2 separate regions of the Homo sapiens genome follow, and region 1 is linked to region 2. A link is a loop called in an ENCODE intact Hi-C map of the cell type or tissue named here. Cell type or tissue: mammary epithelial cell. All regions are shown on one strand.

What was found. A loop is a pair of places that touch in the nucleus more often than their neighbours do. Peaks named below come from ENCODE experiments on the same cell type or tissue, not always from the same donor. Only the 100,000 strongest peaks of a DNase experiment are listed, where the experiment ranks them.
Region 1: it touches region 2 in a loop (7-fold over the local background); 8 of 110 quality-filtered maps call a loop at or near these places.

The regions. Positions count from the first base shown.
Region 1 is chr20:53,618,325-53,626,324 of GRCh38, forward strand. The region is part of intron 2 of LOC105372672 (a long non-coding RNA gene); the gene reads left to right. Among named protein-coding and RNA genes, the nearest start is that of ZNF217, 28 kb to the left of the region's middle. RefSeq lists an enhancer at 3,221-3,985. In mammary epithelial cell, no CTCF peak of the experiment used is centred here; DNase peaks (open chromatin) are centred at 3,397 and 5,187; H3K27ac peaks cover 3,372 bases.
Region 2 is chr20:53,824,016-53,832,015 of GRCh38, forward strand. No RefSeq gene overlaps it. Among named protein-coding and RNA genes, the nearest start is that of BCAS1-AS1, 87 kb to the right of the region's middle. RefSeq lists enhancers at 4,709-4,818, 6,085-6,229 and a cis regulatory region at 6,151-6,164. In mammary epithelial cell, a CTCF peak has its summit at 4,897 (motif pointing left); DNase peaks (open chromatin) are centred at 4,156, 4,836 and 5,546; H3K4me3 peaks cover 548 bases; H3K27ac peaks cover 4,158 bases.

The DNA.
Region 1 (8,000 bases), 210 kb before region 2:
GGTAATTTGATATCCAGTGTGAGAATCTAACATGGGGTGCCTCTCTTCTTTGTCTATCTCTATTCTATTTCTTTTTCTTTTTTCTTTCTTTTTTTTTTTTTTTGAGATGGAATCTTGCCCTTGTTGCCCAGGCTGGAGTGCAATGGTGCAATCTCGGCTCACTACCACCTCTGCCTCCCAGATTCAAACGGTTCTCCTGCCTCAACCTCCTGAGTAGCTGGGATTACAGGCGCCCGCCACCACGCCCCGCTAATTTTTGTATTTTTAGTAAAGACAAGGTTTTGCCATGTTGGCCAGGTTGGTCTCAAACTCCTGACCTCAAGTGATCCACCTGTCTCAGCCTCCCAAAGTGCTGGGATTACAGGCGTTGAGCCACTGCGCCTGGCCCTCTATTCTGTTTCAATCCAACTATATGTCTGGTTTGAGGAAATAGCCAGGGACCCACGCTGTGATTAGCCCAACAACCCAAGCAGGGCTGACTCCTGAAGCCAGAGTAGTAACAATCAGTTCTGGCCTGGCTGGTCACGGTGGCTCACGCCTGTAGTCCCAGCACTTTGGGCGACTGAGGAGGTGGGGGGGGGGGGCAGATCACTTGAGGTCAGGAGTTCGAGACCAGCCAGGCCAACATGGCAAAACCCCATCTCTACTAAAGACACACAAGAAATTGGCAGGGTGTTGTGCTACACGCCTGTAATCCCAGCTACTCAGGAGGTTGAGGCAGAAGAATCGCTTGAATCCAGGAGGCAGAGGTTGCAGTGAGCCGAGATCTGGCCACTGCACTCCAGCGTGGGTGACAGAGTGAGACTCCATCTCAAAATAAATAAATAAATAAATAAATAGGCAGGGCATGGTGGCTCATGCCTATACTCCCAGCACTTTGGGAGGCCAAGGCAGGCGGATCACGAGGTCAGGAGATCGAGACCATCCTGGCTAACGCGGTGAAACCCGGTCTATACTAAAAATAATAAGATTAGCTGGGCATAGTGGCAGGCGCCTGTAGTCCCAGCTACTCGGGAGGCTGAGACAGGAAAATGGCGTGAACCCGGGAGGCGGAACTTGCAGTGAGCCGAGATCGCACCACTGCACTCCAGCCTGGGTGACAGAGCCACACTCCGTCTCAAAAAATAAATAAATAAATAAATAATCAGTCCTGACCTAATACAACAGACATGAATGGCAAAAAGTTTGATTGTGCAATTTTCTCCATAAGAGGACCTGAGGCAGGTCGTATGCTTGCTGTCTAGAAAATAATTTCAATGTATTTTGGATTCATCCATACTAAGCAGTTTTTGCTTTGTTAACTGTTTCACCTTATGAGATTTTTATTTTGAGAACAACGTGTGGTGAACGTTGGGATGTTTTTTTCTTCCTCCTCTTTTTTTTCCCTTCTGCTTTAAAAATAAGATAAGCTTGCATGCAAATAGAGTTCAGGGTGACCACAGTAACATTCTCAGCTTTATTTACTGAATTACGGAGTCTCCCTTCACTTGATTAAGTTCCATTTGCATATCTTTAACATGAGAAACACTTTATTCCACTTTATTCCATTAATGAGTCATTTGAGACATCTTCAGAGTTTATAGCAATGCTGAAAGAATGGATGTCTTCTGTATGAAAACTTAGGGGTTGTTTTATGTGCAGAGAAAGAGAGAGACAAATAGAGGTTTTTTAAAAAAAAAAATTCTAAAACTGAAATGTGCTCAAATGAATTAAAGATATTTGAAATATATTTATGTATGTATTTCTAGCTAAAGAAATATATAGTATAACATTCTCATTCTATGAAGAAATAGGCTATTTCCTTTTGTGCTACATATAATTAGTTTTCTTTTTTTTTTTTTTTTTTTTTGAGATGGAGTCTTGCTCTGTCACCCAGGCTGCAGTGCAGTGGTGCGATGTCGGCTCACTGCAAGCTCCGCCTCCCAGGTTCACGCCATTCTCCTGCCTCAGCCTCCCGAGTAGCTGGGACTACAGGTGCTCACCACCTCGCCTGGCTAATTTTTTGTATTTTTAGTAGAGACGGGGTTTCACCGTGTTAGCCAGGATGGTCTTGATCTCCTGACCTCGTGATCCGCCCGCCTCGGCCTCCCAAAGTCCTGGGATTACAGGCGTGAGCCACCGTGCCCGGCCATATAATTAGTTTTCGAAGAAGAATAATAACTCTATATGTTTACTATTTTTATTTTTTTAATTTAATTTTTTTTTATTTGAGACGGAGTCTTGCTCAGTTGCCCAGACTGGAGTGCAGTGGCACAATCTCGGCTCACCACAACCTCCACCTCCTGGGTTCTAGCGATTCTCCTGCTTCAGCCTCCTGAGTAGCTGGGATTACAGGCGTGCACCACCACACCCAGCTAATTCTTGTATTTTTAGTAGAGATGGGGTTTCACCATGTTGGCCAGACTGGTCTCGAACTGCTGACCTTGTGATCCACCTGCCTTGGCCTCTCAAAGTGCTGGGATTACAGGCGTGAGCCACCGCACTCGGCCTATTTTATTATTTTTTATTTTATTTTTGGAGAGCAATGGCACAATTTCGGCTCACTGAAATCTCGACCTCCCGAATTCAGGCGATTCCCTTGCCTCCCGGAGTAGCTGGGACTACAAGCGCCCACCACCACGCTCGGCTAATTTTTGTATTTTTATTAGAGACAGGGTTTCACCATGAGGGCCAGGCTGGTCTTGAACTCCTGACCTCAAGTGATCTGCCAGTCTCGGCCTCCCAAAGTGCTGGGAATACAGGCTGTGAGCCACTGCGCCTGGCCTGAATTTTTATTTTTTTTTTTTGAGATGGAGTCTTGCTCTGTCGCCCTGGCTGGAGTTCAGTGGCAGGATCCCAGCTCACTGCAACCTCCGCCTCCTGGGTTCAAGCAATTCTCCTGCCTCAGTCTCCTGAGTAGCTGGGATTACAGGCATGCGCCACCACACCCAGCTAATTTTTTGTATTTTTGGTAGAGACGGGTTTCACCATGTTGGCCAGGCTGGTCTCGAACTCCTGACTTCAAGTGATCTGCCTGCCTCAGCCTCTCAAAGTGCTGGGATTATAGGCATGAGCCGCTGTGCCTGGCTGAATATTTTTACATAGGAAAACAAAAGAGAGAGAAAAAGAAAGACAATCTCAATGCTTTTCTCAGAAAGAACAGGAAGCCTCAAGGAGGAAGTAGGTGACAGTTTATTTTTCAACAAGCACACGTTATCAAGTGAATGAAATTCCTCTGGAAGCTATAAAATTGAAGATTGGAGGATGGCAGTGTTCAGATAGCATGAAAGGTTGCTCACTATTTAGGAATTTTTTTCAAAGCTAAGTTATTAATGAAAGCCAATTATTTGCACTTTTCCAGAAGGAAACACTGAGTCATTCATGAAATGATCTAAGATTTTGAAACTTGCTTACACCATTTTTTTCCCCTCCTCCTTTCTTACCTGTGCCAAAAACAGAAAAGCCAACTACTCACTGGGGCCTAAATCCAGGGAGCCTGCACCAAATTAGCTCAAGACTGGAGTAATTTAACAGACTCGTGATGCCCCGAAGGCTTAGGTCCTACCAGGATGGTAAACTCTGAAGTGCCTCCATTGCCCCCGCAGGGTGCAGAGCACAGGGGCCTGGTCCCCACCTCTGGAGGGCCTGTGATTAACTGGTTCTGGCTCAGTAATTATTTAGCCATATCCCTGGACTGCCTCCAAGTTTCAAGTCGAACAGCAAAAGGGCGTGGGCCCGCAGATAGGCAGAACCGTGCTCCTAGGAGGCATTACTTATTTACAGCCAGATCCCTACGGAATTTGGCCAGAGATGGGATACAGATGAGAATGTGTTTGGCTAGGAAATACTGACTTCTTGATGCATTTATGGAAAGTTTGTGAGCTTAGGCCAGTAAACCATGTCAAAAACACAGTCAACAAATGTTTGTTTCAGGAATAAACTGTGAGTGAGGTGGTTTTAACCTAGGGACAGCTTCATTCTGTTTCTTTCCTGGTGAGACTATTTCTAGGTACTTTTTAAAAAACGTACGTTGAGGCAAATTCACTAAGAGTCAAACCACTGAAGTTTCTGGTTAGGCCATCAGTGGAAGCTGCTTATTTCATCTTCACAAACAACTGTAAGTCCATGTAGATAAATAATGTAGACAAGGAAACAATGTTTTGATCCAAACAATACAGAAAAGCTTGGAATTGTGCCTCCTTAACGTAACACCTTATGTTTGCATTGTTCTGTTAAAAGGATTTTACAGATACATTATCTTAAAATGACACTGCAAGGTACAGAGGGGAAGTTGAATGTCCCATTTCACAGATTAGACAACGGTGGCTCAGAGAGACCATGACCTTCCGAAGGTCACAAAATTAGTACATTGCAAAGTCCATGCTTAAATCCAGGGCCCCTGGCAAGAGTGCTGAGCTTGCCCCTTACAAACCGGATCTGAATGTTCCCTTCTGTATACCAGGACTCTGTGAGCTTATGTCCTTTGGTTTTGCATTAAACCTGAGCTTTTAGCTCCTAGAATTCACAAGGAATATTCAAGTCTATTTCCACTCCCTACCTTGAAGCTCCTGGTCTGTTTTCACAACAGGGGATGTGCCTGTTTGAGAAGGAAGTGGTCTAGAGTCTGGTATTAGTGTAAAATGGCTTCCTCTTTTTCTCCTTGAATTTATTCTGGTAGTATTTTATCCCAATACTCCTCCCCCGCAGCAAAAAAATCCCAAATTCTGCAACACAATTGAGGAACTTAAAAAAAAAAGAAAAGAAAAACCTTTCTCATCCACTAAGATGTTACTAATGATCACCAGTGATTTTTAATTCCCTTTGTATATGTGTGTATTTTTCAGCTTTTTTTTTAAACAATGATATAGGGTGGGGTTTTCTAACATTTAGGGAAAAAATTATTTTTAAAAAATCTCATTATTTTTGTGTAATTCACATGGTGTAATTCACACAATGGGTGGTTATTACTAACACCAGTAGGAAAAAATATCACAGGAGCTTCATGACAAATCCTTAGGCAGGGTTTAGGTCTCACTAATTTAGAATATGCCTGGTAAGCACTGGTTAAAAATTGATGATCCCGGGAAGTCTTTCTCAAACGATTTTTGTAAAATACCTAGGAGACCTTGAACTGTCTGTTACGGAGGTTTCCAATCCTGAGGAGAAGGACGGAGGGTGGCGTTCACGAGGGATACTGCCTATTACTCAGCTTAAAGTCCCCTTGGCTCTGCCCTCCTCCTCCTCCTCGTGCTGCGAGCTGGGAGGAGTCAGCGTTTTCTCTCCCTAACTGGCATTTTCACTAGGCAGAATACTTGTCTTTTGTGAACGTTTTCATTTTCAAGACATATAAAAGAAAACTTTGTTCTTTAGTAAGTGATTTTCTCCCCCGACAGGGAGAGGGTTACAAATCCCTCCCTCTCCAGCGGAGTTTTCTTATCTCTTATTTACAGAGCAGTAGCCATTTTGGGGAGGGGGAAAAGTTGTCAGCAACTCACGTCCTAATAATGGCAGATATTTTTCTTAAGCCCTCACCATGTCCCAAGCACTCTCCCAAGAGTTTTACATGTATTAACTCAGTTAATCCTTCCTAGAGCCTTATGGTATACGTGCTATTAGGATCCCGATTTTACAGAGGAAGAGACTGAGGAACAGAAATGTAAACTAACCTGCCAAGATCACACAGAGGCTGGGATTAGCTCTCTGACCTCTGTCCCAGAGGCAGAATTTTTTTCTAATCTCACGAGTATAGGTGAAAGTCAGAGTCTCATTACAGATTGAGACTGAACAGAAAGTTGGAATCCATTGAAAAAGAGGTGTGTGACATTGATCAAGGCCAGCACTTTTATTTTTGCCCATTTATACTTCCTTAAAAATCTATGAGCCAACTCTGTTGTTACAACACAAACATGCAGTGGTTCCCTAGCCAGGTCAGGTCAGCTAGAAAATACAACATACGCTCTTGAACAACTAGATTTATTTCAACCCAATTTTCAATGTTTATATAATTCAATTGTAAAATGTTAAAACTTGGAGGATTTTATTCACCAGCTGAAGGACTCATAGTTACTATCTTTAAAAACAGCAGTGAATAAGCAAACTATAAACTAACAAAAAAACCAAGCACAACAAAACAAACAGCAAATTAGGTTTAATCATAATGCTTGGGAGAATATGTATTTGGCTTAATTATATTTTCTTCTTTTTTTTTTTTTTTTTGAGATGGAGTTTCGCTCTTGTTGCCCAGGCTGGAGTGCAATGGCACGATCTCAGCTCACTGCAATCTCCGCCTCCTGGATTCAAGCGATTCTCCTGTCTCAGCCTCATAAGTAGCTGGGATTGGCCGGGTGCAGTGGCTCACACCTGTAATCCCAGCACTTTGGGAGGCCGAGGCAGGTGGATCACGAGGTCAGGAGTTCAAAACCAGGCTGGCCAAGAAGGTGAAACCCCGTCTCTACTAAAAATACAAAAAATTAGCCGAGTGCAGTGGCAGGCACCTGTAATCCCAGTACTCGGGAGGCTGAGGCAGGAGAATCGCTTGAACTCGGAGGGCGGAGGTTGCAGTGAGCTGAGCTCGCGCCACTGCACTCCAGCCTGGCGACAGTGTGAGACTCCATCTCAAATTAAAAAAAAAAAAAGAAAAGTAGCTGGGATTACAGGTGCCCGCCACCATGCCCGGCTAATTTTTGCATTTTTAGTAGACACAGGGTTTCATCATATTGGTCAGGCTGGTCTCAAACTCCTGACCTCAGGTGATCCACCTGCCTCCGCCTCTCAAAGTGCTGGGATTTCAGGCGTGAGCCACCGCGCCCGGCCAATTATATTTTCTAGTTACTCAGCTATCTACAAATAAAGGTTTTGTTTCATCTTTACATATTTTAAATATGTCTTACTATATATTTATATGTATACATAAATATTTCTTGTACTCTTTTAATATGTAAGGAATAGTTTTCCATCTTTAAACATGTTTAATATGGTAAACATCCTTTTTTATGAAACAAGATTGAATATCAATAAACTAAACCACAAGTAGAAAAAACTATCATTTTTCATGGAGAATTCACAGTTCTTTAATGCTCTCATTCTGAATCTGAATAATCATTCATGATGAAATAGAAAGCACAAATAAGTTTTACCCACATGGACTCTTCATAACATTCCCTGGAGGCTTCCTTTTTCAGACCAAATCTTTAATATCAGTTCTGTCCTTATGATTTATCTCTTCCTCCTTCAAAAGAGAAAGTAAAAAAAAAATAAAAATTAAAGGCTTTTTTTTTTTTTTGAGACGGAGTCTCACTTTATCGCCCAGGCTGGAGTGCAGTGGGGCAATCTTGGCTCACTTCAACCTCCACCCCCTGGGTTCAAGTGATTCTCCTGCCTCAGCCTCCCGAATAGCTGGGATTACAGGCACCTGCCACCGTGCCCGGCTAATTTTTTTATTTTTAGTAGAGACAGGGTTGCACCATCTTGGCCAGGCTGGTCTTGAACTCCTGACCTCGTAATCCACCCACCTTGGCCTCCCAAAATGCTAGGATTACAGGCATGAGCCACCGCGCCTGGCCTAAAGTCTCAGTTTTTATACATACACACACACATATTTTTTAATGTGGCACACACTATATAGAATATTGCAGTGCAATTTTAATGAGAAAGAAAAATGATCTTTGAGACACAACTGAAATTGAAGTACACAGAACTTATATTGTTCATTAAAACTTGTCTTTATTATACAGTTTCTAAACACTGAAGGACACAGGCAAAAGCTATGACCAGTATAAATTTAATTAAGCTTTCCATTCTGTGTATGATGAAAAGAACCGAAGTCTGTCATTTTAAAGTGAACTCCATGTAAATCCCAAGAGAAAAGTGTAAATGATTTTATTGTATGAAAAAGTTCAGTGAACTTTGAAATTCTTATTGAGCATAATAGACTTATACTGATCAAACCAGGCCAGGTGAAGTGACTCACACCTGTAATCCCAGCACTTTGGGAGGCCAAGGTGTGAGGATCACTTGAGCCC
Region 2 (8,000 bases):
GCCCAGCTAATTTTTTTTGTATTTTTAGTCGAGGTGAGATTTCACCATGTTAGCCAGGATGGTCTCAATCTCCTGACTTTGTGATCCACCCGCCTCGGCCTCCCAAAGTACTGGGATTATCGGCGTGAGCCACCGCGCCAGGCCAATTGTCTTGTAATTTTTAAAGAACTGTTTGCCAGCCAGGTACGGTGGCTCATGCCTATAATCCCAGCACTTTGGGAGGCTGAGGCAGGAGGATGGCTTGAGGCTAGGAGTTTGAGAACAGCCTGGACAACATAGCTAGATCCTGTGTCTATTAAAAAATTATAATTTTTAATAAAAAATTGTTTGCCAGGAATGTATTTTACTTTGTTGGGTGCAGGATATTATGTTTCTGTGAATTATCTCAAGTTCTGTTCTGGGATGCAGTTAAGTTCCTTGGAAATAGTTTGATCCTTTTAGGGTGTAAGATGTGTTAAGTGGGATCAGAGCAGTGTTTAGTCCAGAGCTAATTATTCTCCACTACTGAGGCAAGATGCTTCTGAGGGCTCTGCCCAGTGCCTTGTGAATTGTGAGATTGTCCAGGCTGCCTGCGTGAGCTCCAATACTAGTTCCTCTAATCCAATGCTCTAATTCAAGAAAATATGACAGAGTTCATTGTTGTGAAGCAGAGTTGCCCAGGAAGCCCACAGAATCATGAGAAATAATAAAAATTTGTTAAATAATAAATAACTGAAAAAAAAAAAAGAGCTGGATCCAGGTCTTTGCACAACCTCAGGTAGGTGTTGCTAGTGTGTGCCAATCAGAGCTCAGCTGAAGACCTCTGGTGGGCCCTTTGCCGATCTCTGGAGCTCTCTCTCTGCAGTATTTTGCTCTCTGGTATGCTGTCCACCTGAATTCCCTCACTGCCTCAGTCTCCCCTGCCTCTCAGCTTCATCTCAACTCAGAGAGAGCCTGTCCTGACCCTCCTGGACATGTTGAGTTTAATGTGCCTCTTACCATACTAGTGAAGATTCCTTGAAATGCCGTCTGGAAGAGGTCCCTTATAAACAAACTCCTGGATTTCATAACTCAGAAAGGGGAAACCAAACATCGTATGTCTTCAGTTATAAGTGAGAGCTAAGCTATGAGGATGCAAAGGCATAAGAATGATGTGATGGACATTGGGGACTCCGGGGGAAGGGTGGGAGGGGGTGAGGGGTGAAAGACACATTGGGTACAGTGTAGACTGCTCGGGTGATGGGTGCACCAAAATCTCAGACATTACCACTAAATAACTTATACATGTAACCAAATACCACCTGTGCCCCCAAAACTATTGAAAAAAAAACAACAACAACAAAAAAGTCCTGGACTTCAATTGTCCAAGGTGAGTCAAAGACTCAGGCAAATCTCCTACGGAATGTCAGGTTGTCTATCAATTGATTGCCTTGTCATTTGGGATCTGATATTGGGATCAAATTGGCATCTGTAACTCCTCAAGTTATTTCAAGTACTGGGTCTTTGATTTGGTCTATGAGCCACAAAACCTTGTCTGTCTCCTTCCTGTTTAGCTAAAACAAACAAATAAGTAGTGATTCTGATAATCCCTTATTTAAAAAGTACACGTAACATGTAAGAGATTTTACTTGTGACCTATGAGCCGCATTATTATTTGTTATTAGTAGTAGCCGAAATGCTGACATTGATGAATGATAGGCTTTTCAAAATATTAGTTAGATGTAGTTAGTGTGTTCTTATAATAATAACACTCACTCATCAGCTTCAGTGTTAGCCAGGACTCTTGCTTGAAAATCATGGAAGTCAACTGAGAGTAATTTAAGAAAAACTTCTACAACAAATCCCCCTACAGAAATGAAATTTAGAGGCCCATTTAGCTCAAAAGCCTAAGACGTAGGGCCTGATTCAGTCTTCAGATCTCTCTCCTTCCCTGTCGATTCTGTTTCCTTCTCCCTATCTTCATTTTCAGCCTGGTGGGACCAGATTTACGTCAGCCTTAAAGTTTTGATCTCTAAATAAATAAATAAAAGAATAATTTCTCTGATATCTCTGGCAAAGTCCTGGGGCAGGGGGAATCTCAGGTGCCTAGGCTTAGGTCTCATGCCCCTCCTTGCTGTGGGGTCAGAAGAGGGTAAGCCCACAGGGTCATGTGACTTCAGCAGGCTTCCCACGGAGTGGGCTTTTTCATCCCTGGCAACATTGATACTCTGGGCTGGATGATTGTCTGTTGTGAGGCTGCCCTGTGCATTATAGGATGTTTAGCAACCTCCCTGGTCTCTACCCACTAAGATACCAGTAGTACCTCTCTCCTTTCCCCATAGTTGTGGTAACGAAAAATGTCTCTAGATGTTGCCAAATGTCTTCTGGTGGGCAAAATTGCCCCCATTAAGAAGCACTTCTATGAAGCAGGAGTACTTTCCTTTGGGTAGAGATGCTGGGCAAGACAGGGCAGGATGGCTAATGCCTAGAGTCCCAACACTTTGGGAGGCTGAGGCAGGAAGATCTCTTGAGTTCAAGAGTTGGAGACCAGCCTGGGGCAACATAGTGAGACCTTGTGCCTACTAAAAATAAAAAAAAAAAAATAGCCAGGTGTGGTGGTGCATGCCTGTAGATGAGCTACTTGGAAGGCTGAGGCAGGAGGATTGCTTGAGCCCAAGAGATAGAGCCTGTAGTGTGCTGTGATTATACCACTGCACTCCAGCCTGGGCAACAGAGTGAGACCCTGTCTCAAGAAAAAAAGAAAAGAAAAGAAAAAAAGAGAAACCGGGTAGGAAGACAGGCCCACCACCCAAGTCAATGTGTTTTCTGAGCAAAGCAGAAGGAGATGGATCTACAGATGCGATCTGTACTATGAACAATTTCAGTGGCTGCAACGTTGTGCAGTGCTTTAATTTCTCACAAAATAATTTTGGGAGAGGGTTCATAAAAACTGGGAAATACCTGTGAAAATGTGAGATTAATGTAAGTATCGTAGCAGAACCAGAATAAATGAAAGCTCTCTAGTGTCATGATGAAAACTATTAACTATTACTATTAACTATTAACTAAGACTGTGTCTGATTCATTGCTTGTAACACAATCCTTGAAACTGGGTGATTTATAAGAAACAAAATTTACTCCTTACAGTTCTAGAAGCTGGTTGAGGAGAGTCATCTGGTGAGAGGCTTCTTGCTGATGGGGCCTCTGCAGAGCCGCAAGGCTGCACAGGGCATCACATGATCACATGGCACAAAGGCTGAGCATTCTAGCTCAGGTCTCTCTTCCTCTTCTTATAAAGACACCAGTTCCACTCCCATAACAACCCATTAGCCCATTAATCCATGAAAGAATTAATTCATTCATGAGGACAGAGCCCTTGTGACCTAATCACCTCTTAAAGGTCCAACCCCTCAATACTGCCACATCGGCAATTAAGTTTCAACAAGAGTTTTGGAGGTGACGAACACTCAAACCATAGCAGACTGAAATACCAAGTTTTATTTTGGCTCAATATTGTACTAGGTACATGATCATTCTTAAATTATTTAATCTTTGAAATCATTGGTTTCCTCCAGTATAAAAGATGATAAATGATATCAGGCAACCAATTGCTGATGTATGTGAAACTGTGAAGTACTAGGCAAATGGAATATTATTTAAACATACTCTTCAATTAGTTGAATATGAAAGCTACTTTGGTGACTTCTGATTTTTTAGAATCAGAAAATTTCCTCCCTTCCTTTCTTCTTCCCTCCCTCTTCCCTCCCTCCCTCCTTCCCTCTGTCCCTCCCTCCCTCCTTCTTTCTTCCTCCCCATCCTCCTCCCTCTTTGTCTCTTCTTAATTTTTTCTTTCATCTTCTTTTTGGCTTGTTGGTTAATGTAGAGATATAAGTGTTGTAACAAATAAGTTACTATTATTTTCTAGTATGTTCCAAGAAGCAAAAAAAAAAATATTGCTTGCCTGATTTATTACCAGTTTATTCTGTTCCTGCTGTTAAAAAATTAGGGAAAAAAAAGGGAAAGGAAAGAAAAACATTTCCAGTTCGTTGAGCTAACTGGTGGGTGAGAGGCTGAGAAATGATACCATCCTTGCGAAGGCAGATATTATGTCCCAAGAGCACACGATGTGTATGTTCTCAACCTTCTGGCTCTGTTCCACCTTGGTAATAATCCAACCAGTTAATTCCGTGGGACTTAAGCTTCTGGTCTTTGTCTGAACAAATCAGAAATTGCCAGAAAATGTTAGAACAAATTGTAGATCCCAGTTGTAGTGAAGGGTAGAATATATCCCAGAAACAAAACAAATGACTTAATCCATTGTCAGATGTGGGGGCTCTATGATTCATCCCTTAAAAGAGAATTATGGTAGGGCTTACTTCCCAAGTGAAAGAAAGACAATGTGCTCTTCCATCTAATCCGATTGTAGGAAAATTTCGGAATGTCACCTTTTAGAGTAAACATTGCTTGACTCTTAGATTAGGTCTGTAATTTATGGTGCAGGATCTCCTTTAGAGTTTTCAGTAAAGAATGCTGTATTTGTTCCTTTTCTGTTTGCAAAAATAGGCGTTTGGGTGTGACATCCCTTAGGGTGATCATTATCAGTGGATCATTTTACATATTCTTGTGCCAATTCTAAAATAAGCACATATATTTCTCAACCAGTTGAGTATCTCCTAAATGATGCTTTCTTCTCAGTGGGAAGCTTTGGATACTTATGAAAAAAAAAATCAGAGTTCTTTAAGTTGGAGAGTCCACGCTGATATTCATCACAATTTGCATTTGAATAGTACAAACTACAGGAAACCATGGTTGGGGGGGGAGGTGAAATTTTTATTATGTGCTTGGCGAGGAGTCTCTGAGTGTTTATAGTTTGGGAACGGATACTAGCAGAAGGCTTTCTGTTGTTGTTAGGGACGGCTCACATTCCCTTCCCACCCACTCACTGCCATCTACAGCTCAGCTTTGGAGTCAGAATAGCACTTTTCCTACGTTTAGTAGGACTAAGAAAGATTTTTTTTTCTCCCCTTGGCATATTCCTGCAGCTGGATATTAGGGAAGCAAGGAAGCTGTTGAATAGCTTTCTAGCTAACCACATTCATAGTATTCTTTCTCATCTTCCTTCAGAGTTTCTGTTTAGTTTTGTTCTGTTCTAAGGACCTATTTCCTCTCTAATGAAATTTTCGTAGGACCCTGTTGTTTGAATGTTTGTTTCTGGACCCTTTGAGGTTTCTTTACTGGCATTGTTATTTTGATTGGAGAGCCAATTTGCTATCTGTGAACTTTTGCAGATGCGTGAATCGTGAGTGAGATAGAGAGGTGACATATATTTGAGTGTGTGGTATGGGGGAGAGAAAGAGTCACTTTTTGTGCTCTTCCGGGCACGTCTTCAAACACACCATGCTGTCCCCCACACAGTGAGTAGAATTATCCCAACTGTTTTTAAGTTTTAAAGTGCTAACAAACAGAAAAAACAATGAAAATAATTTTCTCTTCAAGGATCTCTGAGAACTCTGGCCACACCTCATTCTTAAAAGCATAATATGTGAGTGACTAGGACAGAATTCTTTCCCTGGATTCCCTTAGAGAATGTCTCACGAAATAACGTCTCATGGCAATGAATCATCGGCTCAGGATCCGACCAGTAAGCCACTGGCCACATTTCTATTTTTAAGAGTCACTAGGAAAAGTTGGAAATAATTTTAGAAAATAAAGAAAATACTCTTTGGCCTTTCTTTCATTTTCTTTTCATTTGGGGAGTAAGTGGAGAATGGGGGAAGAGATCTCATGTCTTTGATTCATGTAAAGCCAAGTTCTGGAAATATAGCAAACGCAGGAGAACTCTTTCTTAAGTGGTAGGAACAGTCCTAATTCCCACAGTTTAGGTTATCTGGTCTATTTCAAGGTTTTGGTGCGTGAGGTTTGGTGTCAACAGCATGATATGATCTGTGGTATACTTAGGGTTCCCAAATATGAATGTAGAAGCATTGAAATAATTTATTTTATTGGATTTGAATTCACTAAATATAGCCCTTGAGTCATGTATAAAATCTCATTGTTCTAATATGAAACAAATGCTGAGTTTATTGTCAAGCCTAATTAACATGTCATGAACATGGGGCACCTGTAAATGATAGAATCTGAGTTAACAACAGCTCTCTGACTGTGTGCACGGGCTGTTTGGAGGGCTTCTTCATGCTCAAAGTTCAACGGCATTTAGAGTTTCAACAGTTCACTGCTTCAATTTTTGTTTACTTTCGTTTCCCCTGGGCAGAACTCTCTAATCTGGGTTTAACTTTTTATACTATACTTGTGAGAGGTGCTCAAATTACCCTACTCCAATAATAGCATACTCTTCATATGGGAAATTTGAAAAGTGCCTCTGCCCACTCTATACAGAATTTCCTGTGCTGTACATTTATCCTGCTGAGACAGGAAACACAATTATTGTTTGGAATTAAGCTAGACCCTTGAGGAACATGAAGTTCTGCTTATGGTTTCCCCACCCCCCTCCATCATCAGACATGGGTGTTGTTTTATCAGAAATAAATAAAAACGGATAATGTAGCTACAAATAGCTACAGGGAAGGAAAAATCTATTTGTAAGATTTTTATTACTTGTGCCTAAATAAGATGGTTCTCTGAACATTTGCTGACTGTTTACAAGAGAAAAATAATTATTCCTGGCTTGTAAGCCTGTCAGGCCATCACAGAAGAAGGTACAAACTATTTCCACATTTTTTAACCCCCTCAGTTTCTCTATGATTATTCGTTGACTATTTTAGCTGGTGACACAATGAAAAAACAGAGTCTAAGCAATTTCTCTAGGAATCAAGATTTATCTGCATTTTTTTTTTTTTTTTTTTTTTGGCCAGAGTGGCGTGATCTTGGCTCACTGCAACCTCCGCCTCCCAGGTTCAAGCGATTCTCGTGCCTCAGCCTCCCAAGTAGCTGGGATTACAGGCATGTGCCACCATGTTCAGCTAGTTTTTGTATTTTCAGTAGAGACGGGGTTTTGCCATATTGGCCAGGCTGGTCTTGAACTCATGATCTCAGGTGATCTGCCCACCTTGGCCTCCCGAAATGCTGGGATTACCGGCATGAGCCACCATGCCCGACCTTGCATCTTTGGATAATCAAATATTACCTCTTCAGAAAAGACTTCCATGGAAGCCCCTTATGAAATACTGCCAGAGCCCTCACCTCCCATATGGCTCCATTTTCTTGTCCTGTTCACTTTCTTCAAAGCATTCATCACTATGAAGTATTATATTAATATATGTATTATTTACTAGCTTATACACCTCTAGGACAGTGCTACCCAACAGAAATATAATGCAAGCCACACAGGAAATTTAAAATTTTCTAGGAGTCATATTAAGAAAGTAAAAAGAGGTCAGGCGTGGTGGCTCACTCCTGTCATCCCAGAACTTTGGGAGGCCAAGGCAGGCAGAGAGCTTGAGCTCAGGAGTTCGAGACCAGCCTGGGGAACATGATGAAACTCCATCTCTACTAAAAATACAAAAATTATACTAGCTGGGCATGATGGTACACACCTGTAGTCCCAGCTACTCAGGAGGCTTATGTGGGAGGATCGCTTGATCTCAGGGAGGTCAAGGCTGCAGTGAGCCGTGATCATACCACTGCACTCCGGCCTGGATGACAGAGTGAGACCTCATTTCAAAAAAAAAAAAGAAGGTAAAAAGAAAATGAATACTATTATATTTATTATAATAGTAGTGTTTCATTAAACCCAGTATGTCCATAATATTATCATTTTAACATGTAATCAACATAAAATAATTGTTAATGAGATATTTTTTATTCATTTTTTGAACTAAGTCTTTGAAATCCAGTGTGTGTTTTACTCTCACAGCATATCTCAGTCCCGACCAGCCCCATTCAAGTGCTCAGTGGCCACTTGAGGCCTGTGGCTACCATATCAGCCTGCGTGGCTCATCTATAAACTCCAGGTGGTCAGCAACTTTGTTTTGTTCCCTAGAGCATTGACGCACACACACTAAAGACATAGTAAATAGTCAATG